Regions from separate parts of the Mus musculus genome. Here regions 1, 2, 3, 4 and 6 are each linked to region 5. A link is a loop called in an ENCODE intact Hi-C map of the cell type or tissue named here. Cell type or tissue: heart. All regions are shown on one strand. Links, peaks and the distances in the headings refer to the core of each region. The heading gives the core; the rest is flanking DNA.

Region 1 (5,013 bases), core at 1,014-5,013, 160 kb before region 5:
TGCAGGAATTGTATGAATTAAGTCATGCATGAGTTAAGTCAAGCTAAAACGTGTTTGTCAGAGAGGAGATCATCTCTGTTTCTGCTCACTTGGATGTCCCTCTTACCATGGAGTTGATTTGTGCTGCTGCTGCTGCTGCTGCTGCTGCTGATTCCCTCAGTCATATCAGAGCTAGAGTTTCCAAGCTGTCATCATGGACAAGGGACCAGCAGCTCTCCAGGAATCTTCTGCGCTTCTGGCAGCAGATTGGAACGACTGAGGCACCCTGACTTGTGGATTGAGTAACCACTGGTTGTCAACTCGAAGAGAGAAACAGCCACTGTGGGGCTACTTGACGCATTCAGCCCCAAGGATCAAGTGACTACCGAGTTTTCAGCTCTCAGGTGTGATTCTTCTCTTGTTACTATTTTAAGCTGACAGATTAAATTTACATATACTATTTTACATATACTATTTAGATTTATATATACTATTTTATATACTATTTAGATTTATATATACTCTTTTGACACATTTATATATGTGTGTATATCCAAATTTATACACAAACACACCCATATATACATTTATACATATATATACATACATACATACATATGTGTTTCTCTGTGTCTCTGTCTTCTGTCTCTCTCTCTCTCTCTCTCTCTCTCTCGTGTGTGTGTGTCACTGTGTACTCTGGTCTCACTTTCTAACTTATTTCCTTAAGACAGGGTCTCTAGGAACCTGGCACTAGGCTGGTAGCCAGCAAGTCCCCAAGCTCTTTCTGTGTCTACCTCCCCAGTTCTGGGGCTACAGACTCCTGCAGCAATGGGTTGGCTTTTTATGTGCATTCTGGAGATCTGAACTTGAGTCTTTGTGTTTGCCCAGTGAATGACTTCACCCTGAGCCATCTCCCAACCCCTAAGCTAAAACTTTGGCATCTGAACATATCAGTACCATGAAGGAGATTATTAACTGCCCAGCAGGATAAGATGATTATCAACAAATCTAGTTCTTATATTTATTGTCTTGTATTAAATATTGATTCTTTGCATTAGCTGCCAGGCACTCCAGTACATACCAGCAACATGCAACCAACTCTGCTGCACTCCCTGCTCTTGAGAAGTCATGTGACCACACCTTTCATTTATTTAACTATGGACTCGTGGGGTCTTTGAAAGATACTATAATTGGCTTATTAGCAGCAAAGAGAGACGTGGTAATTTATTTTCAATTTTTAAACAAAAATTGTTATAAAAAGGCAGGTCCTTGAGCAGTATAGAATACATAAGAACCCAAGATAAATACATAGTTACCACTCAGAAGTCCATAGTATAGCCCCTTCTCTTATCATCCCAGACAGTCCTATGTGGAGGAATGCACTAATGTATACTTTATTTTTAAAAAATCATTTTATATGCCTATAGGCTCAGTCTGTCTTCTAACTAGCTCCCTACCTCAGTAATTATCTTCCTTTTCATTAAAAGAAATAGTCTTCTCCTAAATCTAATATTCTAGCAACCATATTCAAGTTTCTCCAATTGCACCAAAAATGCCATTTACAAGCCAGGCACAGTGGCATATCTCAGCTACTCAGAAGGCTGAGGCAGGAGAGTCACTGGGAATCAGGGATTTAAGACTAGTCAGGAGAACACAGCAAGATCCCAGCTCTCTCTCTCTCTCTCTCTCTCTCTCTCTCTCTCTCTCTCTCTCTGTGTGTGTGTGTGTGTGTGTGTGTGTGTGTGTGTGTGTCTACACTGAGGCTGGAAGAGGGTGCTAGATCCCTTCGAGCTGAAGCTATAAGCATTATAGACAGTCTATTGTCGGTGCTGGGATCTGAATTCCCATTGACATGACTGAGCAGCCAACACTTTTAACCCGTAAGCCTCCTTCCTCTTCAGCCCTAGGAATTTTTTCAGATTGGCCTTCTGTTAGCTTTTTGTCAATGACAAAAAAACGACTTAAAGGAGAAAGAAAGATTTGTTTGGCTTGTAGTTTCAGTCCATAGCTGTTGGCTCCATTATTTTGGCAAAGCTGTTCATCTCGGGGCAGCTGTGAGGCAAAGAGAGAAAGTAAGCGGCAGGGTTCTACTCCCTACTTTAAGGACAGACTCCAACTTCCTTCTACAAGGTCCATCCCTTCAAGGTTCCTCCACCTCCACAGGCTAGGGACTATGAAACCTCTGGGCTTCACTCCAGATCCCAATGCAAGCTCTTCCTGGTATTTCTTAGTTTTGTCTATGGGTATCTCTTTCAGTCCAGTCTTCTTAATTTCATATGATTCTGATTCCATATGGCGAACTGGTCAGCTGTCGGGAAGAAAGGTCCCCGTACTGTATTCCCCTGGCTCTTTAGAGCACCACTCATTTGCTCCTCTACCTATCCTTTAAACTAGACTATCTAACTGGTGGCGTGTTGGGTTAACTATGAAAAACCATTTGGGACTAGAATACTTCAGAACCCTTAATAATAGCTCACACTGCAAAACACCAAAGACAGTCAACACCTGGATGGGACACCATTACTGAAAGTCAAACTATAGCATGGGGAGGAGACGGGGCAGGGAACACTGAGAGGGGTGCAGTGGGGCAACAGGCAAAATTCCAAGGAAATCCAACCCCTGCCCCTCGCTCCTGCGTAGCTCCGTAGTGTTCTATCAGGACGAGAAGAAAAACAACAAAACAGTAACCGCTTTTATTTCAGGGAACACTGCTCTTTATAAACGTGAGCTGAGAATACCTGATATTCCAACCCCAGAAAGGCACTGTGAACTATCCTCAGGTATACAATCTTATTAAACAAGACCTAAAACAAAGCAAGCGCCAGGCGTGCTCGGCATCTGCTCCCTTCCTCTCTGGCCTCTGGTCACCAGGAGGCGCTGCGACCAAATACCCTTCTGCGAAGGTAGAAACGCGCCGAGATAAGTCTTGTCTGCTCCGGGGCCCCGTAGCGAGCCGTCGCGTTCCGGGCTGTCTTTCCGCTTTCTCGCGCTCCCTGCCTCCGCCCGCTGCGCTCTTCCGATCGTTCCCTCCGGCTCCCGTCAGGGGGCGCTGTCTGCGGCGTGGCAGCGGCCGTGGCTGCCGGGCGACGATCTCCCGGCGGGCTGTGCGGCCCGGCTCGGGCTGCTGCAAGTGCCACGTCCCAAGAGCTACGCGGAGTCGCCAAGCGGGCGGTGCGCGAGGCGGAGCAGCGCTGAGCCGGCCGGGTCGTACGGATCGCCCGCCGCCATGGGCTCCTCGCAGAGCGTCGAGATCCCGGGCGGCGGCACCGAGGGCTACCACGTTTTGCGGGTAAGGCCCGGGGGGACGCCGGGGCGGCCAGGCCCGAGTCCGCGGAGCACCCTGGGCGCGGCTGCCGGCGACGTGGCCCGGGACCCACCACCCTGGCTCCTGGCCCTCCGCACGGCCTCGCCGCGCACTGGCCTGAGCTTCAGAGTTAGGAAGAGCAAGGGGCGCCGCCTCCAGAAGGAGCCGGAACCCGTACCTGTGTTCTCGGGGAGGGTGACGGAGCCACAGGCTAAGCGGAGATGTCACGACCGGTGTCGGTTCATCTCGGCTACCCCTGGATGCTTGCAAGGGCCACCTGGACAGGGAAAGGAGCACGAACGGCCTCGGGCTAGATTTGACAGACTTAAATTTAGTTGATTTTTGATAGGACTTTTCCGTTCCGGGTCGCTCCTGACCCTTCCAGATCTCTCCAACATTTCCTGGAGGAGAGGAACTTCCGTTCTTCTTTCTAAGATGAAATAGTCGGGGAGATTGAGGTTTAGGTCCGCGGAGGAGAGTTTCCAAAATAGCCAGGCTTGATGAGGAAACGCAGCGCCAGACACCAGGGGTCAAAGACACATCCGCCTGTGAACGGTCCTTTCCTCGTGGAACCAGGAATGTGGTGACACCTGTGTGAGTGCTAACATGGGCTGTGAACAGAGTGGCCTCAGTCTGCATCGCCATTTAGGGACAATCTTCTCTGAGAGTGTGCTTGCTTACCTTCATTTTCTGCCCTGGGTCGCATGTTCTGAATGAGATAACGTTTTAAAATAGCCCAGATACCTGAACGATAGGACTGTGATTGGTCACCTGGTTGTCGGGATTGTGGTTGTCTCTCCATTCCACTCAAAAGAGACTTTTGAAGCCCTTGTTTTTCCAGGGTGTTTCTTCATATGCCATATTACTTTCCTATTTCCTTCAGCTAACCAAACTCCTAAATCCCACACTAATAGGAAACACAGGAGAAAGAACTGCTTCATCCCGGGTTCGTAGGAAAATTAATGGCGATGCTTTTTCATCTGGTCTGATTCTGAGTTGACTCATGTGAGGTGTATTATCCTGTTACTTGCAGATTCTGAGTGTGGCCATGAACCCTTAGGGAGCTGCAGTATTTTTATTATAATAAACACCCAGGGAAACCTAGTAAGACACATTAGTGTTAATGAGTAGGAAAAAAAAATAGTCTTTAGGGTCTTAGATGGATCTTCATGTCAACAGAACTTCAGTTTAATGAGCTCATTCCTATGGAAGACAGTTGAAGTATGTCGTCTTCATAGGTGTGCTTCGGAGGATTTCTGAGTGCACACATAGTTAGTACAGGTGTGTTATTACTCTCTTCCTTGAGCTTTAGAAATAGTAGGGGCAGCCCCAGTTACCAGTCTGCATCTGGAGCACAAATGTTACAAAATATGAAATCATTGTATAGAGGGTATAAACCAAGGGAGCTTTAGTGATTATGTCATGAAAGCAAATGTTTTTAAGTTTTTAACCCTCTCTCTCCCTGATTTTGCCACTCATTGCCTTACCTCTGTTTTCAGAGAGAAAAAAAGAGTTCTCTCCCTCCTATCCGTTGCTTCCTAAGGCATGGTGGTACGTCCCACTACAGACCCCGATCTTGTGAGCCAATGTGTCTATAGCAGGAAACTTTTGAGATAAACTCACCCATGTTTGAACTGATGTAATTTCACTTTCTGTGGTAACTACCAGTTTGCTGGCCGTTCACTTGTTAGTGGTAAAAACACTATTTGCTCTTCTGATGCCCGTATCTG
Region 2 (5,173 bases), core at 546-4,545, 220 kb after region 5:
CATAAAATGCATGAGAAAAGATTTCGGGAATGTTATCAAGGATGGTGGGGATATTTGCAGACTATTAGGATGGGTTTTTGTTTTTTTGTTTTTTTGTTTTTTTTTGGTTTGTGTGTATGTGTGTGTTTTGAGACAGGGTTTCTCTGTGTAGCCCTGGCTGTCCTGGAACTCACTTTGTAGACCAGGCTGGCCTCGAACTCAGAAATCCACCTGCCTCTGCCTCCTGAGTGCTGGGATTAAAGGCGTGCGCCACCACTTTTATTACCAAACATAAGGAATGCTTAGAAAACAACTAGGAATGATGACCTCAGTAAAAATATGCTGATGTCCTGAAGTGCCATTGGGAAATGTTTACCCCACTGACCGCACGCCTTTGGAGATTTCTGTACCCTGAGGCTGAGTGCCCTTGTTGGTTACAAAATGGGTGCAGCAGTTCCAGCTCTCACACTGACACGGCGCCTCCCGAGAAAGAAAAGGACCACTTCTTTCTTCCGTCCCTTTTTAGGAATGAGGAACTTTCTCACACCCTCCCCCCAAGACCCACACTCTCAGGTTTCACAGGAACTGAGTCACAAATGATCCCCAAGCCACTCTTAGGTGAAAGAATGGGTTCTGTGAGCCACTAAGAGCTCAGGTTCTCATGTGGTCCCCAAAGGCCTCCACTTACCCACGAAGGATCTTCAGAGGTCAGGGAGTTTTTAGTTTTTGTTTTGTTTTTTGTTTTTTTTTTTCAAGACAGGGTTTCTCTGTATAGCCCTGGCTGTCCTGGAACTCACTCTGTAGACCAGGCTGGCCTCGAACTCAGAAATCCGCCTGCCACTGCCTCCCGAGTGCTGGGATTAAAGGTGTGCGCCACCACACCCGGCTAAGGTTGTTTTTGTTTTTGTTTTTATCATAATAACATTAATATGCTGTTTACCTTTTGCTAATTGCCGTAGTCCATTGATGGTGTACAGATAATATGGCCATAGTGACAGCAGGCTGGCCTCAACCAAAGCAGAGGCAACAAATCACACTGAGAGCCACTGTCTCCTTCACTAACTGTATACTCTCAGGGGAGCCAGATACTCACACATCTCTTTAATGAAGCCATAAAAAGTGTCTTCCTGGAGCACAATTTTTACTTTATCATTTTCCAAAAAAATAATCAAAGTATGCCTGTCAGGAAAATAACAGACACCATACATTGTCTTTGATAGAATTCAAGCATTTAGGCAAATAAATAAATAAAATAAAATTCTAGTAAACGTGTGTCAACCAGTGGGAGGTAGCAGCTTTCTAGTACTTGTGCATTGCTATGCTAAGGGTAAAATACTTTTTATTTTTGAACAATTAAATCTGTCAACATTTGGAGGACCAACTAATTGATGAACTAATATTTTCCATAATATTAAGACGAAAAACCACACTCAGGGTGGAAAAAGCTTTGCTCCACCTACAAAACAAATCAATAACTCTGTCGGATTATTTCCAGATTTGGGGGGAGAGGGGTCTCTATGTAGCCCAGGCTGGCCTGGAACTCTCTGTGTAGCTCAGGCTGGTGTTGAACTCTCAGAAGTTGGCTTAGGCCTCTGGCTCTGGCTCCATAGTGCGGGGATTAAATGTACGCACCACCATACCAACACATGATAGAAAATTTTATTTTTAGAAAGATGTTCTGTAAAATAATCAGAATATGTTAAATATTTGTCACAGCACTGTTTGTACATATGCTGGAAAGTATAAATAGTTATTTTTATAAAAGTGCTGATTAAATTATTAAATGCATATCTATAGAGAGGAAAACCAAGCATCCATGCAAAACGCTGCCAAAACCTTAAACTTATTAATATAGAAAAACATTGTCTGAGTAGGGGAGAGAAGAAGGAACAAAGCCTTATGAATGGTCTCCTCTGCTGGACCTCGCACACACATATGCTTGCGCGCACGCGCAGGTACTGTCTAGGATGATGGACCTTAACTCAGGCTCACAGATGAGCTCAATGAGCCTTGAAATGTTCCTTCCTGGGTTTGCTTGTTTGTTGGACTGTTTGTTTTGAGATAGGGTCTTAGGTAACCCAGGCTGGCCTCAAAATTGCAATGTAGCAAAGGCTGGTTTTGAACTCATCCTCCTGTCTCCGCCTCTCAAAGAACAACAACAAAAATATTCTCGAAATACCTTTTTACGTACAGAACAATTATTTTTAAAATTACAAAGTATACAAGTTCTGTATAATAACCATGAGTGGAGAGAAGGAGGGGGAAGCAGTTAGCCCGGGCACTAGGTGGCATTCTCTCTAGAAAGGTTTCTGAAGCCCCATTAGGATGTCAAATTCCAGTGATCTAGAAACTTCTCCTATTCACCAACCATAGCAGGCATTTGCCACCTTGCCTTTTTGTTTTTCCTTCAAAATTATACACACAAAACTATACACAAAATTATTATATATCAAATAGGGATAGTTAACGCTTTATATCATTAAACGCTTCCCATGACATTGTAGCTACAGTCCCTGTGTTTGGTTGGTTGGTACCAGGCATGGGACACCTGCCTGCATCCCGCTTGCTCCTCCCTCCCCTCCTGTGCTCTACTGACCACAGCTCTACACGGCCACTTGGCATTATAGCGTTTTCTCTCCTCATTTAGCAACTGTGGTTCTGATGCACCACGCTCGGTTCATTTCTAGTACTTGTTAATCATCAGACTGCAAACACAGATGGCCCTAGTCAGGTCTGCCCAGTCTTGCAAGGAAGCGGAAGCCAGCCCCGGGAAAGCTCTCCCGCCCTCTGCTGGGCATCTCCAGAGAGACAACTTCCCAATCACAGGCATTTTATTTGCCTTTTGGTTTTCAGTGAGGAATTTGGGAACTGGTTCTTGGAACTGCTTGCTGAAAAAGACAATTCCTGACTAAAACATTGCTTTCGTTCTTCATACCAAACAGAAATATCAAATTGAAGCTGCTCGGTGAATATATTCCATCAGAGACATTGTGGGACTTGGTGTACTAACTTAGAGTAGTAATAAGAAAGCATCATAAAGAAACCAAGCATGGCGTACCACACTGATAACCACAGGATTCCAGCGGCTGAAGAAGGATCCTGAGCTCCAGGCCAGCCAGGGCTACATAGTTGAGCCTTGGCCTCAAAAATTAAAAAAAAAAAAAAAAAGGAAAAAGGGCTGATAAGATGGCTCATCAGGAAAAGGGCCTGGCCTCACATGCCTGGCACTGAGTTCCAGCTCACACCTGCACTTGGATGGTAAAGGAAGGAAGTCTGCTGCAAGTTCAAGGCCAGCCTGGACTACAAAGGTGAGTTTCACACCAGTCAGTGCCACATACCTGAGATACTGAGTCAAAAACCAAAACAAAAAAATAGGACACCTTGCCAGGTATGGTGGCGCACATCTTTAATCCTAGCACTTGGGAGGCAGAGGCAGGCAGATCTCTGAGATGGAGGCCAGCCTGGTCGACAGAGTGGGTTTCAGGACAGCCAGGGCTACACAGAGAGACCCTGTTTCAAAAAGCAAAGAAACAAGCAAACAGCAAAACAGCAAATCCAAAATCAAACGAACAAGCAAACAAACAACCAGGATCTTAATCAGAAATATGCTAAAACCCAAAACGTCAACTTCAGGATCTTATTGCAGCCGTCTATGCGCTTAGAAAGAAGCCCCTGCCAGGCTCGTGGCTTTGGCATCGCTCAGTCACTGCCTCTTGCAAAGCAGGAAACTAAAGTTAAGAACTTTCACACTGGAGAGATGGCTCAGAGGTAAGGTGCACTTATTCTTGCAGATGATATGAGTTCAGTTCCCAGCACCTACATGGTGGCTTACAGCATCCATAACTCCAGTTCTAGGGGATCTAAGACCTTCCTGTCACCAACCTAGGCTCTAGGCACACACATGGTACGCAGACATACATGCAAGTACAACACTCATATACATTTTTAAAAAGGGAGGGGTTCTTAAGTTCTGGCCTTGCTTTCTCATGAATCTTTACAGTCTTGCTGTTTCCTCCTTTAAGAATACAGCATTGGGGATACCGCTCTGTTGACATGCTAACCCCAAAACCGATATGCAGAAGAGCAAGGCAGTGAGATTCAGCTGTAACCACAAAGATGCCCTAAGCTAAAGAACAAGGTGGTGATGGTAAACAGAATCTGTATATATTACCACACACTGCTCTAAATCGTTTCATCCTGCTATCATCTCACTTAGACCTCGAAGTAACTTATTTAAACTTTATATAACTGCTCCACAAGTTTAAATAACAGTCTAGAACCGCTCTACAGATAGATATACAGAGTTCCTGCTCACGTGCCAGAGCTTCCCCTGTTCGGCTCTTGAATCATCCTGGTGCATTTGTTACCACTGACAACAGTAGAATACATTATTATAAACTTCTTCATACTTCAGTCCAGTTTCCTTCCTTCTTCCCACCCCCACCCTCAGGTCCTTTTTCTCTCCCAGAATCCCAGCTGGGATGCCACATTACAACTGGCTGCCATGTCTTCCGGGTCTGTTTCTTAAAAGTGAGACTTGTATTTCGAGGACCCTGTGTTTTGAGGCGTGGGTATTTTGCAGAATGTCATTGGTGGACATTTATCATTTTTTCTTAGGACTACAGTAAGGGTATGAGGTTTGCTGGGGACTGTTTGGGGCTGGGGAGTGAACCCAGGCCTTAACACATACTAGGTACAATGACACATCCCACCGGAGGCACTGCTGTCAATATGGCTGTCACAGCTGATAACCGTGATTGCCGGCTGAAGCAGTCAGATGAGTTCCTTTACTGTGGTGTCACTCCCCCTCCATTCCCCACTTGTACTGTTTTTTTAAAAGAAACCTCTATGGTTTGCACTCACATTAATGCTGGTGTCAGCTTCGGTCGGAGAAGTTTCTTTTTGCACAGTCAGAGGGCAGCTCAGGCCCTTAACGGGTCAACGTGCTGAGAATAAATGACTGCTGAATGTCCAGTCATAGTGGGACTCCCAGGGCTGGTGACATGGCTCGGCAGAAAGGCGCTTGCTGTGTATGCCTGGTGACCTCAGTTTGATCCCTGGATCACACACAAAGGTGAAAAAGGAAACCCAACTCCACCAAGTTGTTTTCTAACCGCCACGTCACTTCCATTTTAATAATCAATATAATATTTAAGTGGGAGAGTTGAATCCCACTCCACCGCCACCATTAAGG
Region 3 (5,173 bases), core at 493-4,492, 170 kb after region 5:
TTCTTATTTTCCTCTCAATTACAAAGCACCAAGTTGAAACCAGTCTAAGTTTTAATAAGTATAGGAGTGTTGTAAAAATAATGCTGGCTGGAGTTAGCCTTCATAAAGAGAGATAAGTACAGAATCAATTAGACCAAGTTCTTTCTGTGAGATCCAATGCAAGCTATATGAGCCTACGGGATGAATCCATGGTTAGCAACAGAACCATAAAATGCTCTAAGAGTACAGGTTGGTTTGTTGGGTAGTCACTAGGCAGGATCAGCACCCGTGGCTGGAGTGTGTTCCCCCACCCAACAGTGTCTTCCACCAATGCTGGCAACCCTGTAGTTCTGAGGGTGTTTCCATGACCTTACAGAAGCGCACCTGACTTCATCATAATTACGGAGACAGGAAACACCTCCAGTGTAGGATTGAATTTCTGGAATTGAAAGCATGCCTGTAATGGCAGGGAACAACAGGTGCCACTCTCTGACCACGACAAAGACTTCAGGCTCACTTTGCCGCTAACTGCCACAGCTTCAGGCCAGGAACCACAGTCTATGCAGCGTAGGGAAAGCTGGGCTGCCTCGACTTTAACAGGCGTCTAAGTGACGGATTTTCCTTGGAGGAACACCTTTTTCTTATGTGATCCTAGGTTGCTAGCTGTCCAGAGTAAACTGGTCTATGCTAGTGACAATGAAAGGGATAGAGCAATTGGTTTCAGCCTAGTTTAGTGAGGGGAGATCTCAATTCTTCACTTATTATGTTCTAGACTGCTGAGCAGAACAGAGACATAGCACACTAGCCACGCTTACATGCTCACAAGCCCACAGATCATCAGAATTACCCTGAACACCATAACTGAAAACCCAAATCAAGCCATTTAGGTATCTGGAATATATGATGTGATAATATGAATTATGAAAATTTATTCTAAGTTGCTATGTAACAAAAAGTAATTTAAAGTTATTTTTGCACATCAATTACGCAAATACCTGAACTTTCAAAGTTGGAAATTTCCACATGTCACTGAAGGAAGTTCACTGTCTAATAAAAGAAAACTCTTAAAATTATAAAATTAAAAGTGTAATTCTAAGAGCACTGCATGAAACTTTTAGCAGCCAGAGTCATCTTAGAGGCAGCTATATTTATCAGCACAGGGTGTTTAACTATTCTGTTTTTCTTTCCCTTCATATAGAACATTCTCTTCAGTGGTAAGGTATTCACAACACAAGGATACATTCTTTCATCATCTGCCTAATGTAGCTAACCTACCCTAGGTAGGACTTCATTTACAAAGATATTTTAAAGTGCATACAGCAGCTGCTGTTGTAAGTTTTAAAAAACCTTTACATTTGCTGTACGACCAGCTGACATATAGCACACTGGAGATCTTTTTAAGGAGATTATAAAATATAATCATGTTTACTCAAGAAACACTGATTATATCTTTTTTATTTCTCTGGGTTAACCTGGTTTTAAAAGAAATATGAGCTATAATAAAATTGAAAAGTAATTAGGAAAAGAAAACATGGAATTAAAAGTCATTAGTCTGGGCAATCTAATTGAAGGAAATATTGCTAACTGGAGCCTGGGTGCTATACATTCTCATTATGCAAACGAGGCTGGGTCATTCAACAGCAAAAAGTGATTATCTGTCATGTAGGCGATCTTATTTTCAGATTGTGAGTGTGTTTTTCTAACTTCTGTTCTCACCAACAGCTCTGACAATAGGTGAAAAGTGGGAGAAGGAAGAGTGACATACAGGGAGCAGAAGAAATGTGACAGGGTTGGCTAGCTGGAAGAATAAGCAGTGTTCCTCCCAGGGGCTTAATAAAGGAGATAGGATCAATAGCAGTGTGCCTGCTCTGCAGACTTTGTGATGCCAGAGCGCTGGCTCTTTCAAACACTCAGGGACTCTCTTAGATAAGGAAAGCTGGTGTAGAGGTCAAAGCTTCTGTCGGGTTCTCACTAAGTCTGGAAGCAGAGCAGAACGATCTATTTACCTTGACCCATACTGACTCATCAGAGGGATAACGCAGCGAATGAGAAGCCTCACCCAAGACTTGAGTGGGGTCTGCGATCCTAGCAGAGACTGCTGTGTGGCTGTCCCTGAGACATGCTGCCATTCACTGATGTTCCTCAGACCACAGTTTCCTTCCTTGTTACCCACTGGGAGCTTAGCCCTCTCTGCACTCACCACCTTGCTTTAAATACAAGATATCCTCCGTATAACTCAAGTCTTTTCCTGCAGTGGTCCCCTGACACCGTGGCGCCCGGTGCACTGAGTGGCGGGATGCAGAGGTGACCCAGAACAAATCTCTATTTCTTTGAGTCATTCTGAAATGGAATCTTTAGTTCTTTATCTTCACAGTAGCCAGAAGAAACACTTAGAAAGGGCTGTCATAGCAATGGCAAAGCAGGCACCTCAGAGTGGTGCCAGCACCTCCTTGCTCCTGTCTTTCCTCTTCTATGGAGTGGCCCGTCACCACCTTTCTATTTTGGTCCCACTGTGGTTCTGTGGGAACCGTCCTTTTCCTTTACTGCGGTTTCTGAGGCTCTAAAATAACCTCCTCATTAGCTGCGCTCAAGTTCATTGTTAGCTCAAATAGGACAAAGTGGGCGGCCATGCACAGAGAACTTTAACATGATCAGCCCTGCTCTATTTAAGTTCGGAACACAAACATTCAAAAGGGAGTTTTAAAAATCCCTGCCTTTTCATATTATTAGGATAATGTGCAGATAATAGCATGAATGAGTTTTCATTTCCTGGAAGTAAATTAAAACAACTGACAATGTGGAACATCGTTCAGGCTGGAAGCTCTGCTGTATTCAGGAGGCCACTAGCAGAAGCTTGAGTAATGTGGAAAATATGTCCACGCAGCTGCTGGCAAAGAAGTGAAGTTATACTTCCTCAGAAGCAGTGACAGAGTTCCTGTGAGGGAATGTGGTGCTGGCCGATGGAAGGCAGCACTGGCCATGGGATGAGTCCTCAAGTCCAGCCTCAACACTCCCTGGCTGTATTCCACCCCAGGTCTGTCTGGCTAGAGCCCATAGAAATAGAGTCATTCCACTGGGGTCAGGGGCTCGTCTTTCCTGTCCACCCAAGGATACACTGATGCTGATGGTGAAGAACTACCACTAAGGAATAACAAGCAAGGCCAGAGGAATCGATAGGCCACCAATGACTCCAGAGAGCAGGATTGGTTGCACTGGCTCCTTTGCCAGCTAAAGGCTGAGGGCTGTCCCATTCTCTTAGCCTTCCCAGATACCTTTGCTTCAGATTTCAGCAGCTGCAAGCTAACATCATTTCAACTGTGCTTCTCCTGATGTTCACTCTGCGCCTTACAGGGAGGAGTACGAGCATTTTTCCCTGGGGAGTTTCTGCATATCTGGTCAATCTAGCACTAGAATTCTAGCTTTGGAAGAATCTTCCAATATACTGCCTGATAGGTATTTAGTCTTTTGATTTGTTTGTTTTATTTTTATTTGTTTTTGTTTTTCAAGACATGATTTCTCTGTGCAACTCTGGCTGTCCTGGAACTCATTCTGTAGACCAGGCTGGCCTCGAACTCAGAGATCCACCTGCCTCTGCCTCCCGAGTGCTGGGATTAAAGGATTGTGCCACCACTGCCCAGATATTTATGTGACATTTACAGTCTCCTTTGGACCAAATAGCTCAAAAGCAACCACAGAGAATATGTCAACAAGTGAACAAATCCGTGTCCTAATAAAACTTTATAAAACATGGTGCAGGCTAGGGAAATGGCTCAGTGGACAAGGTGCTGGCTGTGCAAGAATTCAACTCCTCTGAACTCACAGAAGAGGTATGACAGCTGGATGTCATCCCAGCACCAGAGAGGCAGAGAATGGAGAGCCCAGCGGCAAACTTGCTAGCTGGACTAGTCATAATAATCCCAGCGGTGAGGAGGCAGGGTAGGTGGGTCCTGAGACTCCCTGGCAGCCAGCCCAGCCTCCTTGATGGGGCCTAGGCCAGTGAAAAACCCTGCCTGACCCCCTCCCCACAAAAGGTGACTAGTAACTAAGGAATAGCACTCCAGGTTGACCCCTGCTCTCCACATGCATATGCACACATGTGCACTCGTGTACACATGAACATACCTACACACACACACACACCAAAAGGAGAGAGCACAGATGTCCTAAAGTAAAAGGTCATTTTAAGGAAAATAAGGTAGAAAATGGTATACAGTGAGGACAGCTGTTAGGCAAAGTGACTAGGAGTCACTCACTGTGAAGGACACTGACCACTTCTAAACATTTTCTTTTTCTGTGTGACATTTTTAAAATTGTGGTAAAAGCACATAAAATGGAGCATCTTAGTCATTCTTAAGTGCATGCTCCCACGGCGTTAGGTCTGTTCACGCTGTTGTGAAGCAGACCTCTGGACTCTCCATAATGCAAACTCTAACTCGAACCCCACTACATAACTCCAACTCTCCACTCAACCATCCCTTGGCAATCACCATCATGCAGCACATTTCATTATCATTTATGTACGGGAGCTACAGGCCCTGGAAAATGGCTGCTCATGCCTCGTCCTCGGAACATCGGATACTGGGCACTATTCCTCAGGTGTTAGCACTGAACTGTTCTTTTCTCTAAGGCTAAACTTACGTGTCTTTTCATCCATTCATTCAACAGGGCATCATTTACTAGTGCTGCTTGTCTTATAACACTTGTGGTTTGATTATGTTTCTCTCTTGCCTAACATAGAGATTGCTGATATGAACATGGAACTCATATTACCTCTTTGAGAGTGTGCTTTGAATCTTTTGGGATCTATCTTTAAAGTGAATTGATGTATTATAGGGAGTGCTACTTTTAAAAAATTTTAAAAGATTCATTTTATTTGTACACGAGCTTGCCTGAGTAGATGTAAGTGCTCCTCATGCCTGCCTGTTATCTATGGAGGTTAGACGAGGGTACTGCATTCCGGTACAGGAGTTACAGGCAGTCGGTAGCTGCCATGTGGGTGCTAGGAACCGAACCAGGGTCCTCTGCAAGAGTAGCCAGTACAGTGGTTGCTCTTAACTGCTGAGCCATCTCTCCAGGCCCTCCATATTTAATTTTTAGGGAGCCTGCACAATGGTTTCCATAGTGGCTGTACCATTCACACCAAATGTGCACAAGGGCTCCTGTTTCTCTGCATCCTTCTCAACACTTGTCAATT
Region 4 (5,173 bases), core at 760-4,759, 93 kb after region 5:
GACTTGAGAATTGAGCGCATAACCATGGAAAATCACACTAGAGAGAGAAAACTAAAATCAAAGTCCTCCTTCTCTGTTCTCTATTTCCGAGCCCCCTCCAGGGAGCAGTGTTAACAGGTCTTTAAATATGCATGCCATATACATAGCAAATATTCTAGATGGAAATATGTACGGCATACATATGTAGCACGCATCCTTTCTACTGTTATGGATTTCTTTGTACATACAAAGGACCATGTTGTCTAAGTTATGAACTGAGATTATGACTCATACGAATCCTGCTGCATTCGTCAGGGTCCTGGCAACAGATGGCATGCTGAAACTGTGAAACCGGGTAGTTTTAATAAAACGACTGTTTGCAAAGTTGCAGGCAGGTTAGAAAAACCAATAAAGGCTAGTGCTGGTAGAGCATCCAGGGTTTGTGCTATTTAAAACATAACTGATTTAAAGAATGCTCTTTAAGAAAAAGGATACAAAAATTACTGATGGAAAAAGTAGGTACAAAAATAAATTCAGGATGAGGAAGAAAGCATAACAGAGTTAAACTCATCAAACATCACAAAATCTAAATGTCACTATCATATAACTACCAGTCACATCTCTACTGGCTTCTTTCTAGCTTTGTGTGTGTGTGGGTTATACATGTGTGTGTGGTATGCATGTGTGCAACTGTGCGGTATGCATGTGTGTGAGTGTGGGGTATGCATGTGTGTGTGAGTGTGGGGTATGCATGTATATATGTGAGAGTGTGTGATTTGCATGTGTATGAGTGTATGGTATGTGTGTGAGTATGGGGTATGCGTGTGTATGTTTGTGAGTGTGTTGGGGGTATGCATGTGAGTGTGGGTATGTGTGTGTGTGATTGTATGGTATACATGTGTGTGAGTTTGGTGTTTGCATGTATGTGTATTGCTATTCATATGTGCAAGAGGGAGGTTGCATGTATGTGATTTTGTGCACATGGAGGACAGAGGACAGACACCGGATGGCCTGTTTTATCACTCTGTAGTAATTTTTTGGGACAGGGTCCCGCTGATGCTGAAGCTAGGCTGGCACCTAGGAAATCTCAGAGAAGAATCCTCCTGAAGACTTCTCCTGTCTGTCTCCCTGAGGCCTTGGTTACAGATACACATGGCCACACTCAGTGTACTGCATGGGTGCTAGGGTCCAAACTTGCATCCTTGTACTTATCCAGCAAATTTTCTTACCCACCAAACCATCTCTCCAGCACACTATTTTTTCCCCTCTTTGATCATATGAGATTAACATTTTTTTTTCATGACAGGATTTCTCTGTATAGCCCTGGCTGTCCTGATACTCACTTTGTAGATCAGGCTGGCCTCGAACACAAAAATCTGCCTGCCTCTGCCTCCTGAGTGCTAGGACTAAAGGCGTGTGCCACCACGCCCGGCCGAGATTGACATTTTTGTAGTAGAAAGAATGGAAAGCTAAACTTTTCTTTCACGTATAGAAATCTGACATAATTCATTTTAGAGGTACACAACTTTGACATTTTAATATGACATGGTCACCCACAAAGTTCAGGCTCAAACACCATGCAGCCCAATTGCCAAAACATGCAAATAAATAGATTGCAAAATCAATCGAAACATTCTAAGTAAGTTTAAGGTTTTGTGTTGGGGCACGTTCATAGTTATCCTCGGCTGAACAGGACCGTGGCTCCAGGACAGTCTGTTTCGGGTATATTTTCTATTCAGTGGGCCCACGGATGTCTCCCCACAAGGGAAGGAAGGCACTGCAGTAGTTCGGCTGGAAAATAGCTCCATACTCTTTTTTGTTTTGGGTTTGTTTGGTTTTTTTGTTTTGTTTTGTTTTATTTTTTTGTTTTTTGTTTTTGTCTTTTAAAGATTGAGGTATTTCACAAAGCTAAGGACACACTCCATCCATCTTCCACGTGCAGGAGCTGTTCCTTCACTTCCTTACCATCAAGTACTCGGTGTCTTGCTCACTTCAGGACACAATTGAAGTTCCTTTTTTTTCAGCCCCATCCCTTCTCACCTTCTGCCTTCATCCCTCATCACATACCAGTAATGCTCAGCTGCTTCCAGTTCTGGGACATGGCATCCTCAGTCCCCAGCCTTTGCATGGGATATTCTCTATGCTTAGAATACGCTCCCCAGCTTCTCCTCCTGGGAAACTGGCTTCCTGCCTTCAGTGGCAGACAAGATCCCACTCCCCTGCAAAGGCTTTCCCCTTTGCCACAAAGATGCGATTGATTGTAGGTGAGGCTCCTCAGTAGCCTGCAGAGTTTCTGAAAACCATGAACTTCTCAGCCTTCTATGCTGTGAGCCCTGCAAAGAGCCTGGCACACAAGTAGCCACTCTTTAAGTGCATGGTTTGGTTTTGTTTAAACAAGTTGCCACTACCTGCACCAGAATTGCCTAGAATAATGATTGTTTTGACTCAGCCTCCCAAGTACTGGAACTATAGGACTATTCCAACATGCCTGGTCAATAAATGGGCTTTAAAGACAATCATAGAGCAATTGTTACATGCCTAAGCTTGAGCTAAAATCCTGTCTCATTTTGTACCGATGGAAATCTATGAAGCACAATATTATTATTCTCTGTGTGTACATGTGTGTGTATGTTTATGTATGTGTGTATGTGTGTATGAATGTGTGTCTGTATGCATGTATGTGTATGTGTATGGTGGGTGTATGTGTGCGTGTGAATGTATGTGGTAGGTGTATGTGTGCATGTGAATGTGTGTGGTGGGTGTATGTGTGCGTGTGAATGTGTGTGTTGGTATGTATGTGTGTCTGTATGCATGTGTGTGTATGTGTATGGTGGGTGTATGTGTGTGTGTGAATGTATGTGGGGGGTATGTATGTGTGTCTGTATGCATGTGTGTGTATGTGTATGGTGAGTGTATGTGTGCGTGTGAATGTATGTGGTGGGTGTATGTGTGTGCATGGATATGCTTGTGTGAAACACAGAGGGCAACCTGAGGTGCTATTCCTTAGAAACCTTGCCTCTTGTTCTTTGAGACAGAGTCTTTCATTGGCCTGTACTTCACCATAGGCTAGGCTGGATGGTCAGTGAGCCCCCAGGGACATCCTGTCCCCACCTCCCTAGCTTTGGCCATTTCCTCCCTTTGTGGCTGACCTCCAAGGTCCAGCTATCAAAGTATTGAAGTCCAGCAGTCAAAAGCTCCCTTTTGGCTGCCCTAATCAGCATGCTCAATGAAAACTAAGCGCCTGGTCCTAACATGAGGAGGGCGATTCTCCTTTCCCTTTATAAACTGCCATTTGCCAATGGGCCACATCTGTCTCCTCTCTATCCAGAGGCAATATTTGTCCCTCCAGGGCAAATACCCCCCTCTCTCCTCCCTTGTTCCTTTTCCCTTCTCACTCCCTCATCCTCTATCTCCTGTCATTGTCTCTTATTCCCTGCCCTCTGTCCCTTTGGGGCAGGTAAATTTCCTTTGTGCTGAGACTGGTCTTGAGGTGTTTCATGATGACTTCAGAGTCCTTTCAGGGACACCTCTGCAGATTTTTCTTGACTAAAACCAATGTCCACCTCATCGTCTGCCCCACTCCCTGACCTCATGGCACACACTACCTCTCGGGTTTATTATTATTTTTTATCCGTTTTTTGGAGATCAAACTCATATCTTCATGCTTGCAAGGAAAGCACTTTACGGACCATGTTATCTCCCCGGACTGTTAATATCCTGATCCCTGTAGAGGACTAAATATGCTACCCCAAAATACATCACTTCAACATATGGCTTATTTTAACTTACAAAACAATGCACAGGCAGAAAGGCTCTGTGTCTGCCTCCCTGTTTTCCTAAAAGTAGGACATACGTTTCCATGTGTGCCTCTGTGTTCCCTGACAACTCCAAGGTAACTTGAGAATCACCAAGAGGAATCAATTTAACAAACTTTACTAAAAGAGCTCTATTTTCCATGAGTCTCCTCCCCTCACCATGTACTTACCCCCCACAGTTTGCCACCCCTAAAAGCCTTGGCTGTTTCTCTACAAATCCACTGCCTTTTGTTAATTCTCTAAAATCCTCTGATTCTAACCATTTCTACAGTTAGCTATCTCTGAGTTTCTCTCCTAAGTCAAGGGCACCTCCAATTTGCAAAGTCTATCTTTTGTAAGTCAATTTCCAGGCCCCCCAGTGAAGAACGTGGAAGAGAAAATGGTTTTTTGGTTTTAAACTCCCCTATAGTGTGCAGATGGAGAAAGTCAATAAGTTTAAATTATTTGCCCATAGCTGTTTCAGTTCAGTTCTGTCTGATTCAAAAAGCTGTTTACTGGACCCAGCATCCTTTGTCCTTCTGCAGCAGTTAGCAACTGCCTATGGTAGGGCTGATCCAACTTCTGAATAGACAGCTCTGGCTTCTCTGAGGGATTACAGCTCCTTTCATGCTTCTGCCCTATCCACGCCCACTGACATTGTTCATTTCAAGGTCATAGGTGCTTGGTTCAGTCAAACCCAATGGCTACTTTAATCTTTTTCTTTAAACACTCAACATAGTCTCTGTTCCCTCTCCTCCCCTGTCATTAGAGCTCTGATCTTTCTTCTACCTCTACACACTGAACTTCCTCAGAGAAGGCCTTGGACCAGCCTCTCTCCTCTGCCCACCGAGTGCCCTTGCTGATCTCCTGCAGTCCTGTGAAGTTAGTGGGGATGAATCCACACACTGTTTATGACAGGTCCTCCAGCCTGGATGTCTGTATGTACTCAGATGCCCAAGTCACCACTCAGTATGACTACATGTCCGGCCAGTGTGTCCTCTAATTCCATGGGCAACTCTGTTTCTTCCCTGAGAGATGGTTTTGTCCTACTACTGTGTGACAACCTATTTCAAATAGTAATGGTTCACAGAGCCAGACAGGGTATCATGTGACTAACTTATTTCCATTTTTGTTTTGTTTTCCTTTTTTTTGAGACAGTGTTTCTCTATGTAGCCCCGATTATCCTGGAACTTGCTCTGTAGACCAGGCTGGCTTCGAACTCAGAGATCTGCCTGCCTCTGCCTTCTGAGTGCTGGGATTAAAGATATGCCACCAGTGCCCAGGTTGGACTGATATATTTGGGCTTCGTATTTCAGATCTCAGCCAGGAAGAAGCCAATTTGAAAGTGAAATTCCCCACCCCATCCATCTGTTTGAACTCCAGCATGTGATTGCGAAGAT
Region 5 (5,173 bases), core at 792-4,791:
CAGTCTTCAAACACCGAAACTTGTCTGAAACCAGCAACTTAGCTGTGATACTGTCCATCACTAATACTTTCATTAGTCACAAAAAAGTTACTCATAACTAGCAAGACTGCGAAGAAAAGGGTACTTTTGAATAATCAACCATTTGATTTTAGCAATAATGAATTTAAAAAATAACCATATGTTAACATGCAAAAGACAAAAAATAAAACTAAAATCTGTTTATTTAGCTGGCTAAATCTGGTTACTAGATTTCAACAGATCTTTCCTTGAAATGTGTCCGCCCTCTTTTTTTTCTTTTGTTGTTGTCCTTTGAGGTCTCTCTATGTAGCCCTGGCTATCCTGGAACTCACTCCATAGACTAACAAAGAGTTCTGCTTCTACCATCAGAGTGCTGGGAAGATGTATGCCACCATGTCCAATTGAAACCTTAAATTTCCTAACTCTCCACCCCTTAATAACAGTATTATAGGCGACAAAATGGGTTGGAGCTTACAGGTTCAAAAGATCCAACAGAAACCCTGCTGTGCACTTGTGAGAAATCTTCCAAATTAATAAAATAAACAAAACAAAAACCAAAAAAATTCTGGACTCAGAGCAAAGAAAATAGCCCATCCATGTGTATCTTAAAAATCCTGAAGATTCCAAACCCAGACACTATTGTGGATGCCAACAAGTGCTTGCTGACAGGAGCCTGATGTAGCTGTCTCCTGAGAGGCTCTGCCAGTACCTGGCAAATACAGAAATGGAGGCTCACAGCCATCCATTGAACTGAGCACAGGTTCCACAGTGGAGGAGCTAAAGAAAGGACACAAGAAGCTGAAGGAGTTTGCAGCCCTATAGGAGGAACAACTATATGAACCAACCAGTACCCCCCAGAGCTCCCAGGGACTAAACCAACCAAAGGGTACACATGGAGGAACTCATGTCTCCAGCCGAATATGTAGCAGAGGATGGCCTTGAGGGACATCAATGAGAGGAGAGGCCGTTGGTCTTGTGAAGACTCCATGCCCAAATGTAGGGGAATGCCAGGGCAGGGAAGCAGGAGTGGGTGGGTTAGTGAACAGGGGGAGAGGGGATGGGATAGGGGGTTTTTCTGAGGGGGGATGAGGAAAGGGGATAAAATTTGCAATGTAAATAAAGAAAACATCTAATAAAAAAAATTCCTGAAGATTAGCACACACCTTTAATCTTCCAGATAACTTACAGACAAGTATGGCACATCTTTAACCTCTTTCAAAGTTTAATTTGCTTAAAAGAAGTTCACCCAGGGCTCAAGATATGGCTCCCTGTATCCTTGCTGCTCTTGTAGGGCATTCACATGGCAACTTACAACCTTCTGTTCCATACCAGTTCCAGGGGATCCAAAGACCCTCTTCTGAGCTCCTCAGCACTAGGCATGCATATGGTATGTACATAAGTGCAGACAAAAGAGTTCACAAACATACATGTACCTAAACATCATCTGAACTTAACTTCTTTTCTGTGATTGCAAGTTAATTTGGCTCAGGTTTTCAAGAAACAAAGTTTAGACTCGTCCTGATACAGTCACTCAATGTTTCCAATCAAATCCCACCAGCATTTCCTATGTTTCTTACTAGCCCTCCCTTGAAATCAAAAGGTTCTTAAATTTAATCAGTTTATGCAGCGTATTAACATATATACCTTCAAAAGGTACTAAACACCTGTAACAAAAAAGGGGACTCTACTCAATGATAAACTTCTCCATCTTGATCCTTGGGGGGCTTCCAACAGATAATTTTATCATTCCTCTGGCAATGGTAAAATTTAAAGACATGGTGCCAAGCCTCAAAATGAATAGGGGTGGAGGACGGTTAACAGTTTTAATTTACATGGTTAATAAAAAATAAATGACCTAATAATTATGAGGGCTGGGGTGTAGCCCTGTAATACAGCAGTGGTCCACTATAAGACTCAAGGGGAAAGGAGAAAAGGATGGAAACTTTGTTGTCAAGTGTAACTCACAAGACTATATCCCAGAATTTCAAGTATTAACTAAGACTCACTATTTTAGGTTAACAACAAAAAACAAAACCCATTTAAAAAAAAAAAAAAAAAAAAAAGCTGCTGAGGGAGGGGAGCAGGATTTCTGGTTATTTGGAAGTTTGAATTAAGTTATTCCAACCATTCAGAACATTTCATCATCAGGAAGGGTGCAGAACGGCACACCTAAGACGGTCAGCTAGGGCTGACCTTCCTTAGAAACTCCATCTGAATTTGGTGCCTGCCAAATTCCCAGGACTGATAACAGAAGTCAACTGTTAAACCAACACCATGTATTCAGCAGATTATCACATACGGGTCCTGGCTCATAGTAATGGCTCAATAAACACTTGAGAAATCAATGAGGAATTATTTTTCAAAGGTATAGTACTCTAGAAACCACGATAATCTTTCAAAACTCATACTACCATTAGACATCGTAATGAAACTACAAAGTGGAAACAAGCAAGCTACAAGCACCAACTGCCCTATTTACAACACACACTTTAAATTTTAAACTTACAAATTTTCAAGCTTATACATGTACATAAACTTTCAAGAACAGAAGGAAAAACTCAGATTATTAATTTAAGTCATTCAATAAATAAGCTCTTATTTCTTTTAATGAAAAATCAGTGTCAGGGTGAGATGAAAGGGGAAAATGTCTGTCAACGTATTCGGCATGTTTAATGGATGCCATAAATCAAATCTTCCCATGAATTTTCTAGAGCATATTCACGTCAATCTTTGAGCCTATTGTCACTTTCACACATGCTCACGGGAACAAAATGACAAAGAATGCTATGCCTCAACCACTGGATCCGGGCAAGAAACATTTGATTAGCAATTACCAAAGCTATGGATAATAAATATAGACATATTTTCAAAATACAATAATCCGAACGACTCATAAACCGAAGCTCTGAATTTCTTTACAAGGCTTACTAGACTGCTGGACTTTCAAACGTTTTCTTCTTTTTTTTAAAGGTGCTGATAATCTCCTTGTGCGAGACAACCGGGAGCGAACAGCCCATTTACCGATTGCTAACGAATACGACTTCGCATTTTCCAGACAAAAGGGCGTTAAAAGAGATCCGATGCAAATTTATTCTTCCCTGGTAAAGGAGTGTTCTCCCGAATTCCATTTTATGGAGTATACTTAAAGTTAAAGGCAGCAAGTTCATTTTTTAGTCAAAAGCACTAGGTGCCTTACTAGCTGTGTGACTGCTACATCTGGTGGCAGAACACTTGCATGCAAGGAGCCAGAAAACTTAGAAAACAATTGTAACCGATCTCAGTGCGTGTTTTGCAGAAACCTTCAAGCAGGAATTTCCACCAAAAAAAAAAAAAAAAAAGCCCACCACCCTTGGGCAGAAAGGAACACGAGCGTACTTGCAACCCACGAGCATAACGTTCAAACATGCAGGAGCCGATGGCGAAGGAAGGAAAGTTGCAACCATCTGGGGGGGGGGGGGGGGTGGCACGAGCAGCCTTGCCCACGAGTCGGTCTGCCGTTGGGATCGCTCTAGGGGCCGCGATGGGGATCCGACTCGGATCCGAGGCAGCCCAGAGCATGCGGGAGGCGGGCGAGGGGCATCTTAACCGGTCCCGGCGGCCCGGCTTGCGGCGCGGGGACCGCCTCTATGGGAGGAGTGCGGGCTAGGGGAGGGGGCTCGCGCGCCGAGGCTGCACCGCGAGGGCAAACCCACCCGAGCCCCGAGGCCAGGAGGCTCAGGGAGCCAGGGCAGGCCTCCCGCCCGCGAACCGCCACCCCCCACCCCAGCCCGGGGTCCGCGCGGGCCGAGGGAGCCCGCGGGAGGGCGCGGCGGCGCTTACCTTCCCTGGGCCTCCCGGATGGCGGCGTGTGATTCAGCAGGGACCTGGCCGCCGCCGCCGAGCCCGGGGTTGGAGACGTGGAGAGCCGGGACCAAGATGGCGGCCCCTCCAAACTTCCACTGCTACTTTGGACACTCATCAAGCTACTTTCTGGGAGCCCGACTCCCCCCCTGCGACGGCGGCGGCACCGGCACCCGCCTCCGTCATGGCGGGGGCCGCGCTGAGGGCGAGCGCGGGCGCGAGGGCTGGGAGGGGAGCGCCGCGCCGCCGAGGGAGCGCGCCGGGCGGAGGGCGGGCGGGGAGGGTAGCGCCGAGGGGAGGCGAGTGGCCGGGGCCGCGGGGCCGGGGCCGGAGCGCGGGCGGAGCGCGGGCCGCGCCGACCGAGGCCACTTCCGCGGGCGGAACCTGCCGGCACCTCTGCAGTGCGTCGGGCCCCGGCGTCGCCCGGGCGGTGGCGGGCGGTGGGTGGCGGCTGAGGCGGCGGGGTAACCTCTGCATCAGTTACGGGCGGCGGCGGCGGCGGCGTCACGCGCCGCCAATGCAAACACTATCGCGAGGCTCCTGCGCCTCCGGTAGCAGCGGCGGCGGCGGCGGCCGCGGGGCCGGCAGGGGGGAGGGGGGAGGGCCCTGCCCGGGCGGGGCGAGGGCGGGGAGGGCGCGAGCGCGCTGGGAGGCGCGGGGCCCGCGGCGCGGCGCGGAGCGGCGAGTCGCGTGCGCGGAGCCGGCCGGAGGGAGGCGCGCCCCCGCTGCCACCTGCCTCCCCCTCGCCGCGGCGCGCCTGCTCCGAAGCGCGCCCCACACCCAGCCTGCCCGAGACGCCTCTGCTCTCGCCTGGCTCCGGAGTCTCAAAATGGAACTGAAAAGTTGAGAGTTGCTTCTTGCCCTTCAGGAGAAAAAGAAGAAAGAGAAGAAGGAGAAGAAGGAGAAAGAAAGAAAGAAAGAAAGAAAGAAAGAAAGAAAGAAAGAAAGAAAGAAAGAAAGAAAGAAAGAAAGAAAGAAAGAAAGAAAAAGAAAGAAAGAGCAGTGTGCACTTATCCATCTGCAAAACAGGAGTAGTCACGGAATTAAAAAAAAAAGAACCTAAGAAAATAAAACTTTCCTTAAAACAATCTACCAAAAGAATTGAGAAACCCTACCGGTGGGGTAGCCTGAGTGTGTGGTATAGCTGTTTGTTCTTTGTTTTCACAGAAGTGGAAAATCTAAATAGAAAATGTTGACTACTGAATTCACAGTAAAAAACACAAAAAACAAAAAAACTATAGTGTTCATCTTGAAGAAGGTATAGTTTCTAGAAATTTCCAGTTTCTGGTGCCGCTGTTGAGTATTGACGACGAAT
Region 6 (5,173 bases), core at 447-4,446, 78 kb after region 5:
ATGGAAGAGGTGCTGTCTATAAGGTGATGACTGCAGTTATTGCAGGCAAACATTGAGAGTTCAGCTGTTGTGTTAAAAATAAAAGGTTGGGTTCCATCTCTGAGTTTCTCATAGATTAGATTACATTCACAGTGACGAATCACACACATTCTGGAAGCTCTCCTTCTGAGTATAACTGTTTAATTCTGTTCTTTTTGCTTTTTAAAATCTAGGTTCAGATTTTGTGTGTGTGTGTTTTGTTTTGTTTTGTTTTGTCTTGTTTTGTTTCACAAGACAGTATCTCACTCTATGGCCAAGGCTGGCTTGGAGCTAAATAGCCCGAGGCAGCCTTGAGTGGGAGACCCTCCTGCACTGGCCTCCTGGGTGCTGGGATTACCGGGTGGGCTATGGCTTTGGGACTTGGATTCAGCTCATGTGTGTGGCTTGTGGTTTTTATGCTGCGCTCCCGGAGACATGGATTATACACTTGAGGCTGAGCTCAGAGCAGATGATAAACCCTGGTTGTGGTGGGCTGCAGGAGACGGAGGAAGAAACCCAGGAAGAGGGACAATTCATTTCCTTCTTTTCAACAGACTTAACTTAAAATCAGTTTTAGATTCACAGAATTGCACGAGGCTTTCGGGGGGACTCCCATTATGCCTCACACCTCAAGATCCTCCAGGACATTTGCTGAAATTAATGACGGGCACAGTCTATTATTCACTGGAGTGCAATTTAGGTTTCCTCTCCTGTCCGCTCTGTGCTGCAGGATCTCCTATTACCTTTAACTGGAACAGGCTGCGACAGCTCTCTGACATTATTTAGGATGCTCTTCCAAGGAGGAATGCTCCTCCAGCGGAATTTGCTTGATGTTTTCCTCATGATTCAACTAGGGTTAGGGGCAAGGGGCAGGAGGACCCCAGAGGCAAAGCATGGTCCTCTGGAGATTGCATTAAGGGCATAACGTTACTGTACATCGTCTAGGACTCACTACCACACACATTTGGGGGGAGCCACTCCCCCCCCTCCCCAGACCTTAGGCATCATTGTCCACGTCTCATATAATCTTGATTTGCTTTCTCTTTCAATTAGCCATTTTATTATTTCCGACTGAGCTTGGAGATCAAATAGAAGTGGATGTTCTTTAATGCAAGCAGGGCCTTCTGGTCCAGAACCAAGGAGGCTCCTCACGGAAGCCACTGGCGCTCATCGCTCCCCTGACAAATCAGATCGCCTCCTACTAGTGAGATGATTCTTATGCCAGAGTACACACCAGGTGAATACTGACAGGAGAAGACAAGGAAAATCGACACTTTCGACAATCACATGGTCCAGTACATTTTTAGACAGCTTTAGTTTGGCTAAATATAGTTGTAATCTATTTCTGTTGCTAAGCATTGCCATTTTTATTAGGTGAGGTACTTGGTTTGAAAATGCAGAGTCCAGATCTCATCGAGAACTGCCTGGATGAGAAGACTCGAGGCGTCGGTGACTCTGGTAGGTCTGAGCTTGCCTGAGCCGCCCTTTCTAAAGAAGCAATGGAATACGCTGCCTTATCACGTAGCCTACTTTACTTCGTCACCATCTCTGTGTCTTGTGCACACATCGTTTCTGTCAGCCCCACGGAGCTGAGCTATGACTGTGGCTGCTCGCCTGTGGCTGTCTACAGTCACGTGCTGCTGCGGGTGACAATCAAACAAATGGTTCACTCAGAAGAGCGAGGGCAATCTGCAGGAGAGAGAAGTGAAAATTATACCAGACCCTCCTTTATGAGGAGACTCTAGCACTACATCAGACAGCCCTCTGCAGTCTCTGGTTGCTGAGAGTTGTGGCAGGTGATACGGGCAAGTTTATGTAGGAAATTCTTTTCTGGCAGTTGAAGAAAAGCAGAGTGGCTGTCTTGTCTCACCGTGGCTCATGAATACGTGCCTTTTGAAACAGATCCGGACTAAACATACCAGTCAAACTTCTTATTTCCCAGTCGGACACCAAAAATGGGTCACTTGAATAGAACATGTATGTTTGTATAGAATATGGGGTGTAAGGTAGAGGGGTTCACCATTTATGTATGGTCCACCACGAAGCATCGTTTTTGAGTAGTTGGGCTTTTTTGAGATGTCTGTGCAACTCACATTGAAGGATACAATAAAATGTAGGTGCACAATCAGACCCATTTGTGTGTCTTATGTCTGTAGCTATGTTCAGGCTGCTGTGGCAGAATGGGGTAATTACAAGGAAGCTTAAAATTCTTACCAGTGTCTTACTGGGTTCAATATCATAGCCTGGGTGGCTTAAAAGTGTGTTTTGTTTTGTTTTGTTTTTTCAGAGCTCTGCAAACAGAAAGCTCCAGGTGCGTGCATGTGGCTGATTCCTGGTCAAAGCTCTTTCGTTTGGTTATAGGTGATTGTCCCCCACTGTGTTCTCATGTGGCAGAAGGTTACAGCTAGCTCTCTGATACCTGATATCACATAAGAGCCCTAATTCCATCATGAAGCTACCTGACCTCATTTGACCAACGGCCTCCCCAAGTTTACCTCCAGTGACTATCACCTTGAAGGCTATAAAACTTCATTCTAGAAAAAGGCTGAAAATTTTGAATCATCACATGAAAACATTTATAACCCAATGAATTAAAATTCAATCTCTATAACTAAAAAAGTACAAAAATAAATCTGAATACACATGCACTCATATGTGCACAGGTACAGGTACTAATGCTAAGGATATTCAAATAACTATTGTTACTGTGTTAGACATAAAAAAAAAGCTAAATCAAATTTCTAAAGATTAAGGACTTTAAAAGCTGAGGAGAAAGTTACAGTGATGAGATTTGTGTGTGTGTATTCAGATTTAGTTTTGTACTTTTTAAGATTTGTGGTGGTTTGAACAGGAATGGCCCCCATAGATTAATGTTTGAATGCTTGGTTCATAGAGAGTGGCACTATTAGGAGACGTGACCTTGTTGGAGGAAGTGTGTCCCTGTCAGGGTAGGCTTTGAAGTCTCTTAAATGCTCAAGCTCTGCCTAGTGTGGAACGAAGTCTGATCTTGACGCCTGGGGATCGAGATGTAGAACTCTCAGCTCCTTCTCCAGCCCCATGCCTTCCCGCGGGCTGCCATGCTTTCCACCATGACGATAATGCACGAAACCTCTGAAACTGTAAGCCAGCCACGATTAAATGTCCTTTATAAGAACTGCTGTGGTCATGATGTCTCTTCATGGAGTAAAATCCCAACTAAGACAGAGTTCATGGCAAAAGATTGTGAACTTGAAGACAAAGCAGTAAATCTGACTATATAAATATATAAGGCAACAGATCTAAATAAATCTAAAATTAAATCCCAGAAGGAAAAACTTTCTACAGATGAATTAAAGTCCGACTGTGAACTGTATCGTGACCTCAGAGATAAATAGACGTGCCACCGGTGTCCTACGGGTGTGGGAAGGACACACAAACCATCTGAAGAGATTGAAATAGTTCAGCTTTGCTGAAAACCCAAAACAAATGGGTAGAAGAAACACGGGGAAGCCTAAGCGCAAAGTCTCCTGAGGAAAACCCCACAGAACCATATCAGAGTCAAAGAGCTCAAAAAAAAAAAAATCAGTGATGAAGATAAAACGTTGAAAAGCAGCCAGGAAAAGCAGGCAGAAGAGCAAAGACAGGGTTTGCCACGCATTCCTCCTGAGAAATTACAGGAGGCTGAGACGACGGAGTGGCATCTTTAAGCTATTGGAAGAAAAATAAACTGTCATCTAGATATTTAATCCAGTGAAAATATCTCCCAAGGATAAAGGTGCATCAACAGAGTTTCCTGATATATAAAAGATGGAAGAATGCATCACGAACAGACCTAACGTACAAGAAACAGAAAAGGAAAAAAAAAAAAAAAAAAGAAGAAATTCAGGCAGGAGGAAAATATCACCAGATGGAAATATGGATCTAGACAAGAATGGAGCAGGATGAAAAGGGGTAACGCTGTGGGGAAATATGGAAGGCTGTTTTGTTCTTAAAATCTCAGAGTCTTTATAACGTTAAAAGATAATTGATGGTTTAAGTATAAATACCACTGTATTCTGAGTGTTATTATAGGAGATGCCTAAGTAAAACATTGGAAACAATAGCATTGATGCCAGGAGGAAGAAATGGAGGACAGCCTCACCAGACTCTTAGACTATGTGACTAAGGGTAGGCTAGGTATACATTAATATTTTCCAATTTTTAAAAATTATCTTTTATTGGTTACTTTGGAATCTCATATGGTGCACCTCAATTGTGCTTAGCTCCCAATCCTTTACATGTCTGCATCCTATTCTGACCTCCCTTCCCACCCACCCTCCCCCAAAATTAAAATGGAGAAAGGAGAAAAAGGAAAAAAAAACCACCAAGTCCATTTTGGATTGTTAGTACACTTACTGGAGCATGGTCAAATTCCTATTGGCCAGCCCCCCCAGGGAGAATGAATCTTTCTCTGCCTGCTTTCTTGCCAGAAGCCATCAGCTGAAGAGAGCAGTACCAAAGTGAGCTGGGGTCAGCTCTCATGCACCCACGCCACCATGCTGTGGGCCAGCACCCAAGGACATTAACATGGCTTCAGGCAGCTGCTCAGACCACAAACATCCGAGTGGGTTTGGGTGGGAATACAGGCCATAGGTCTCAACATGGCCTGAGGTGGCTGCACATGGGATCGTCCCCTGAGACAGCAATGCCTGAGGACATTGTGGTGATTCGAACAGGATTGGCCCCATAGACTCATGTGTTTGAGTGCTTGGCCCACGGGGAGTGGCATTATTAGGAGGTGTGGTGTTGTTGTAGAAAGTGCAACCATATGGGTTTTGAGGTTTTTCTCTGCTCAAGCTCTGCCCAGTGTGGAGTTTAGTCTCCTGGCTGCCTGAAGAAGACAGTCTCCTGCTGCCTTGAGGATCAAGAGGTAGAACTCTCAGATCCTTCTCCAGCATCATGTCTACCTGCACACTGCCATGCTTTCTGCCATGATCATGGACTAAACCCCTGAAACTGACAGCCAGCCCCCAATTAACTGCTTTCCCTTAAAAGAGTAGCCTTGGTCACGGTATCTCTTCGTAGCAGTAAAACCCTAAGACAGACATCATAGCATCAGGCAGCAGCACAGGCTGCGGACATCCACGTAGTTCTCAGACTGGGGCAGCAGCAGGGACCACCAACATGGCCTCTGGTG

Evidence for each region. A loop is a pair of places that touch in the nucleus more often than their neighbours do. Peaks named below come from ENCODE experiments on the same cell type or tissue, not always from the same donor. Only the 100,000 strongest peaks of a DNase experiment are listed, where the experiment ranks them.
Region 1: a loop joins it to region 5, with 3 times the contacts of the local background. A loop is called at or near these places in 2 of 42 quality-filtered maps.
Region 2: a loop joins it to region 5, with 3 times the contacts of the local background. A loop is called at or near these places in 19 of 42 quality-filtered maps.
Region 3: it touches region 5 in a loop (2.0-fold over the local background); 2 of 42 quality-filtered maps call a loop at or near these places.
Region 4: a loop joins it to region 5, with 2.4 times the contacts of the local background. A loop is called at or near these places in 2 of 42 quality-filtered maps.
Region 6: a loop joins it to region 5, with 2.3 times the contacts of the local background. A loop is called at or near these places in 3 of 42 quality-filtered maps.

What each region holds. Positions count from the first base shown.
Region 1 is chr2:70,658,493-70,663,505 of GRCm38, forward strand. Gorasp2 (golgi reassembly stacking protein 2) reads left to right here and starts at 3,017. Exons shown (of 10, transcript NM_027352.4): 1 at 3,017-3,268. The coding sequence starts at 3,206. In heart, for the core only: a CTCF peak has its summit at 2,957; a DNase peak (open chromatin) is centred at 2,989; H3K4me3 peaks cover 2,725 bases; H3K27ac peaks cover 2,273 bases.
Region 2 is chr2:71,037,181-71,042,353 of GRCm38, forward strand. The region is part of intron 1 of Mettl8 (methyltransferase like 8); the gene reads right to left. Among named protein-coding and RNA genes, the nearest start is that of Mettl8, 16 kb to the right of the region's middle. In heart, for the core only: a CTCF peak has its summit at 2,773 (motif pointing left); a DNase peak (open chromatin) is centred at 2,731; H3K27ac peaks cover 68 bases.
Region 3 is chr2:70,987,488-70,992,660 of GRCm38, forward strand. The region is part of intron 3 of Mettl8 (methyltransferase like 8); the gene reads right to left. Among named protein-coding and RNA genes, the nearest start is that of Mettl8, 66 kb to the right of the region's middle. In heart, for the core only: no CTCF peak of the experiment used is centred there; DNase peaks (open chromatin) are centred at 2,544 and 2,874; H3K4me3 peaks cover 944 bases; H3K27ac peaks cover 3,275 bases.
Region 4 is chr2:70,914,286-70,919,458 of GRCm38, forward strand. No RefSeq gene overlaps it. Among named protein-coding and RNA genes, the nearest start is that of Gm39843, 6.2 kb to the right of the region's middle. In heart, for the core only: no CTCF peak of the experiment used is centred there; no DNase peak of the experiment used is centred there; H3K27ac peaks cover 404 bases.
Region 5 is chr2:70,821,356-70,826,528 of GRCm38, forward strand. It overlaps Tlk1 (tousled-like kinase 1), which reads right to left and starts at 4,125. Exons shown (of 20, transcript NM_172664.3): 1 at 3,838-4,125. The coding sequence starts at 3,976. In heart, for the core only: a CTCF peak has its summit at 3,233 (motif pointing left); DNase peaks (open chromatin) are centred at 3,996 and 4,526; H3K4me3 peaks cover 2,785 bases; H3K27ac peaks cover 2,083 bases.
Region 6 is chr2:70,900,027-70,905,199 of GRCm38, forward strand. No RefSeq gene overlaps it. Among named protein-coding and RNA genes, the nearest start is that of Gm39843, 20 kb to the right of the region's middle. In heart, for the core only: no CTCF peak of the experiment used is centred there; no DNase peak of the experiment used is centred there; H3K4me3 peaks cover 704 bases; H3K27ac peaks cover 2,180 bases.